Linked DNA regions of Homo sapiens: region 2 is linked to region 1. Evidence: read pairs that join two places in POLR2A ChIA-PET (ENCODE). Cell type or tissue: MCF 10A. All regions are shown on one strand. Links, peaks and the distances in the headings refer to the core of each region. The heading gives the core; the rest is flanking DNA. Region 1 overlaps PLXDC2 (plexin domain containing 2). Region 2 overlaps PLXDC2 (plexin domain containing 2).

Region 1 (2,932 bases), core at 208-2,707:
ATGAGCTACCATGCCCAGCCTTTATTCTGTTTAAGTGAACATTTAAATTAACTTCAGTTTGTATGATTTTTATTATTTTTATTACTTTATTTTATTTTATTTTTTATAGAGAGAGGGTCTAGCTCTGTTTCCCAGGCTGGAGTTCAGTGGCATGATCATAGCTCACTGAAGCCTTGAACTCCTGGGCTCAAACAGTCTTCCCACCTCAGCCTCCCAAGCAGCTAGGACTATAGGTGTGCACCACCATGTCTGGCTTTCTTTTTCTTTTCTTCTTCTTTTTTTTTTTTTTTTGTCGCCCAGGGTGGCCTCAAACTTCTGACATCAAGTGATCCTCCCACTTTGGCCTCCCAAAACACTGGGCATATGAATTTTAAAAGCAGGACTTTGGTTTCATAATTTTAAAAGTATCACTTAGAATGTGACCTACAAAATCATCTTGATTTTTATGTGTTAAATTTGAGAAAGTATGTTCACAGGACATCAATAAGAGACAATTAATCAAAAGCATAGAGGATATATGATTTTGTAGATGTTTCAGAGGGACAGTTTCATCCCTGTTGGCCGTCTTCCTCGTAACTAATAATGAGAACCTCCCTTCTTCTGGAAAGCTATGACATTCACTTAGGGATTTGGCAAGTATTCTAAGAAGACTTGATTCTTGCTTTCACAGAGCACAGACTCTCAGATGATTAACTGACTTAGACCATGCATCATTACGTAACCAGACAAAAACAAAGCATGCTAAGTTAATTTTACTCTTAGCTGCATTTTTCCCCATCGAAAACTCTGTTATGATTACAATTTCCCTCTTCCTTAAGGTTGCAGCTTTAGCTTTCATGGAGCCAGTGAGGCTACACAGGGCTACAGGACAATTGTGTTGTGTGGTCTGTGCTCTGCACATAGGCCCTGGCCTAGTGAGGCAAGGGGCTGAAATAGAGCCTGCATTCCATGTGCCAAGCCCAGTGTATTAGGGCCAGTTGGGACAACTGTGTCTATCTTTTTTTTAATTGTTCAATTTTTTTTAATTTTTTTATTTTTTTGAGACAGCGTCTCACTCTGTCTCAGTCTGGAATGCAGTGGCATGATCTTGGCTCATTGTAACCTCCGTCTCCCGAGTTCAAGTGATTCTCCTGACTCAGCCTCCCGAGTAGGTGGGACTAACAGTCATGCACCACCATGCCCGACTAATTTTTGTATTTTTAGTAGAGACGAGGTTTCACCTTGTTGGCAAGGCTGGTCTCGAACTCCTGACCTCAAGTGATCTGCCTGCCGCAGCCTCCCAAAGTGCTGGGATTACAGGCGTGAGCCACCGTTCTCAGCCAGGACAACTGTGTCTAAATGTTTTACCCAGAGGACACCCAATTCTGATGTCCACAGAAATGCTCTACAGGCTGGCAGAGGCTCTGGAGCTAGACATATGCCTCTGCCTACCCATTGTGAATTGAGAGATAGTGTTCCAGTGTGGTTAAAAGCTTATCGTAACTTGTACTTTATGGGGCTGTCCCTGGAGGGTAGGGTTATGTGTGTGTGTTGGTGTAGAGAGGCAGTGAGACACACATCAGTGAAAGCTTTGTTTACTTGCTATTTTTTTAAAGCACAGGTTCTGGGATCAGGAGGAAGGAGATGGTGTTGGAGGTGAGGCTTCCTTCTATGAGTCATGATTCCACTTACTTGACTTTAGCCTTTTGGAGTGTCCCTGGGGTTGGGTTTGTTGGAGGCTTCATTTGTGACCAGTACTGTGTGTGTTTTCACTCAGTACAGTTTTGAATAGATGCTACCACATTTACTTTACGGCTTAGTTGTATGGAACTCAAGAAGAAGGGATAAACGCTTGTCACCTTGGAGAGTATATATGAGACTCAGCTTAGTGATTTCAGTGGCAAAATCCAGCTCAGTGTTTCAAAAACTAAAACATGTTTTGAAAGCTTATAAAGTTGGTCTCCAGTGCCAGAAATTCCCATTTTGGACTGGCTTCAAGGCAATGAAAGCTCAGACACTGACTCATTGAACTATTTCCTTATTAATAACATAGTACCAAGCATTTTTGAGGGTTGAAAAAATAACTGAACTGTTGTCCAAAACCTTTGAGCCTCTCAAATGCAAAGCTTTTTAAAATTCTTAATTTTGAGACTTTTGTGATTTCAAAGGAAATCTGATCTATCTATCTCTTTATATGTTGTTTATTCTTAACTCATCCAAGTGCTATTTGGCCAAGATTGGCTTATGTTTAAAAAAAAAATCTCTTAAGTCATTTTATAAGCTGTTCAGGGCTTTATTTCTTTAGACCAGGAAGTTGTAAATTGCCAGCATTAAGCAGAAGGTGTGTTGTTGAGTGCTAGTTTTATTGAAAAAGAATGAGGTTTTATGTATTTTTGAGATTTGCTTTATTGACAATCCACCCCAAAATATCATTTCTCTTAGATATACTGTTAGAAAAGTCTCGCCTGAAGAAAAACAAAACAAAAACAAAGAACAACAACAAAAGACATAAAGTATTGCCTAGTTAGAACAATGACAATCCAAATTATTTTGATGAAACATAAGCACATTTAGAATTAACACAGGGTTTATCAAAGAGTTATGTAAGAGTAAAAATCAAAGGATTTATATAATTTTTATTCATGCTAATAAAATGTCATTCTGAGGGCTTGGCATTGTTATACATATTTATTAAACTGAATACTTTTCATTTGATATGGGCAGAAAAAATTGCTTTATCCAATTGCTACACTGAGGCAATTAAGGATAATTTAAAAAATTCAAGACAGTCAATAGAAAATGAGGGAGAAAAAGGAACTAACAAGTCTTATCTTTGATTTCATGTGAAAAGATTGATTTGGTTTTTCTAGCAAAAACAGGGATATAAATCCTGCCCAAATTTTGTATAAAATAAAGTTAATAATCTATAACTGATTCCCTCCATTACTATTTA
Region 2 (2,932 bases), core at 163-2,662, 220 kb after region 1:
CCATGGGTGTTTAGCCCCCTTTCAACTTTCAAGAAAAAAAAAAAGAATCAAAACATTTTCTGCATTTTACCAGATGTCGTTTCTAAAATTCCTATGCTGAGATGGTAGCTTACATAAATACCATGAAAATGAATTCACTAATTAAAAGGACTTGTGTGGTAAGCTATTGTTAAAATAACAAGGGATTAATAATAGCAAATTGAATATTTGAATTACTTATAATACTGTATTAGCATTTTTAGCCTAATAATCTCATCCAGATAATGGTCACTTTCCCCCCAATTAAAATTGTACATGTTATAGATTTCGGATTTGCAAGGTTCTACCAAATTATACAAGAATTTGTTACTTAATCCAGACCAAGTATTGTTAATTAGATACTAAGATATTAAATATGTTCCTTTTTTTCCAGCTACCATGACATTTTATTTTCATAATATGACTGTAATTGAGTTGGAAGTATTTTAATCATAATTTTATATGGGCTTCTTTTTCTGAATATGTTTCCTATTTTTCTAATTCTAGGTTTCATATACACTGGAGAAGTCGTACATCGAATGCTAACAGCCACACAGTACATAGCACCTTTAATGGCAAATTTCGATCCCAGTGTATCCAGAAATTCAACTGTCAGATATTTTGATAATGGTATGTGTTGAGTAGCCTATTTTTTGCTGCATGTATATTTTTAAACCTCAAGCATCAGATTCATGTTAATGTTTTTGTAAACTGTTTATTTTTTGGTGTGTAAACTGCTTGATGCAAATGGTCTGAGAGGACAAATATTATACTGCTAAGATTTATAAAGTACACAAATGGCATTCATTCATTCAACACATTTATTAACATCTACTATACACAGTAAAACTGAGTTGCTGTAGACAAGACCTCAGACAAAGCAAACGCATTTATTTGATGCTATTTCAATAAGTCAGTTTTCCAATTTTCCCATCAGAAAAAAATGGAAATAAGAATAATTTTGTTAGTTCTGATCTTCCAGTTGAGGCAAGTGCCATAATATATTGACATTAAATTTCCAAAACTTATGACTTGTATGTATCAATAAGATGAACACATATTTTAAGAAGTATAAAGTAGTTAGTTGTGGGTAGTTCAACTGAAGAAAATAAAGTTTTCTTGACTTTAGAAAATGAGTGAGAGCCTGTCAAGATTTATCAAATATACCAAGAGCAATGTATCCCTGCTATTACTTTTTGGGACATATAAAATAGAGAAAAAAACTATAATAAATCATTAAGTGGTGCCAAAATCCAAGCGAGAAATTCAAGGTCTTGGAGACATAAATGAATTTTCATCTCAACATCTTATTGAAAGCTGTAACTTTGGTAGAGAAAATAAATTATAGGTAACAAAGAGTTTATATTGCAATGATTAAATATAGAATTTTCTGTGTATTTATCATTCAAAAATGATATTTATTTGTTTAAAAGACAATTTTATGCCTGCAAATAATACAAGCATTTGGGGTGAACAGAGTTATTTCTACTTTTATCTTATTTCTGATGATCAAGGAAGAAATTTGCTCATGGTTGGAATAGACTTGATGGTAGCTGTAGCCTTGGAGAAATATGATCACTTTGCTAAGAGCCATCTCCTGACCAGTGTGATGAAAGCCATTTTACAGGTCAAAATAGCACAATGAGGAAACTAAACATAGTTAGACATTCACCTTAGGAAATACACGTTGAACATCTTGAGTAACACCAAGGTATGATCCAATATTAGGTAACTCTAAGTGTTAGCTGCAATAATGATTCATCTCTGTTATTTTAAGAACTATTATATTCTCTTCTCTTCCATTTTTTAAAAACTCATGAGGTGCTAACACCCAAGGATGTGCAAGTGGACTGTAAGTACACTATTCTTGAGGCAAAACTGCAGCCAGAAACTTATCTGAAACTTATTCTATGATTACCATGCAAAATTGCCTTGGGAGTCTATCCTACGGAAACAATAAATGATTTAGTGAACACTGACTATTTTCCAAACTCCGACATTCACTAGGTGATGTTAGGGTCATTTACTCATGGGCACATGATTCTAATGACCAAGTTTTTATACTGTTGCTATCAAAATCATAAAGCATATTAAATAAGTCTCTCTTCATATATTTTCATATACCTTGTTCCTAGGTAGCTCTTAATATTTGAATTTTACTCGTATTTGAATGATTTTTAAAAATTGATGTATACTACTCCAACTGAACTCTTAAGTTCTTTAAAAACAAGGACTGTGGCTATAAGAAATCATTTTATCTCCAGTACCCTGCATAGACACTTTATTATTTAGGACGTAGGTCCTAAATAATTATTCAATGAATGAATAAAAATAATTACATACGTAAAGTGAGTTTTATGTCTGAGAATTGTAAAAGTATTAATACTCAAGAATGCATGTATTGTTTACCCACTGAAATATCTTCTGTGTAATGACTTATTCCATAGGAATCAAATATTGAGGAATATTGAGTTCAAACAATATGATAATGAAAACTTACGTTTTATTAAATGAATGAAACACTTTTAAACACTGTAAGACTCTTCACGAAGCCCTTTTAATACCACAACAACTTGCTGAAATATTTTCAAGTTTAGTTAGAATCATTGACAGGATACTTAAAGATTGGAAACTCAACAATTTAGGAAAGCAAACTTCTCTGGAAAAGACAGCAGCAGGTTAGAAAATTTAAATCAGCAAATGTTGAGAGAGCTATGCTATTACATAATATAAAACTTAACATGTGCAAACAGTACACTTTTTTTTGTTTTTTGTGTTTTGAGATGGAGTCTCACTCTGTCGCCCAGGCTGGACTGCACTGGCATGATCTCTGCTCACTACAACCTCCGCTTCCCGGGTTCATGCCATTCTCCTGCCTCAACCTCCCGAGTAGCTGGGACTACAGGCGCCCACC

The links. ChIA-PET counts read pairs that join two places held together with the same protein. Peaks named below come from ENCODE experiments on the same cell type or tissue, not always from the same donor. Only the 100,000 strongest peaks of a DNase experiment are listed, where the experiment ranks them.
Region 2: POLR2A ChIA-PET joins it to region 1 with 5 read pairs; 2 of 35 experiments call an interaction of 5 or more read pairs at or near these places.

Annotation. Positions count from the first base shown.
Region 1 is chr10:19,920,838-19,923,769 of GRCh38, forward strand. All of the region lies in intron 1 of PLXDC2 (plexin domain containing 2), which reads left to right. Among named protein-coding and RNA genes, the nearest start is that of PLXDC2, 110 kb to the left of the region's middle. In MCF 10A, for the core only: no CTCF peak of the experiment used is centred there; DNase peaks (open chromatin) are centred at 694, 1,614 and 1,954.
Region 2 is chr10:20,142,770-20,145,701 of GRCh38, forward strand. It overlaps PLXDC2 (plexin domain containing 2), which reads left to right. Exons shown (of 14, transcript NM_032812.9): 5 at 526-648. Among named protein-coding and RNA genes, the nearest start is that of PLXDC2, 330 kb to the left of the region's middle. In MCF 10A, for the core only: no CTCF peak of the experiment used is centred there; a DNase peak (open chromatin) is centred at 1,702.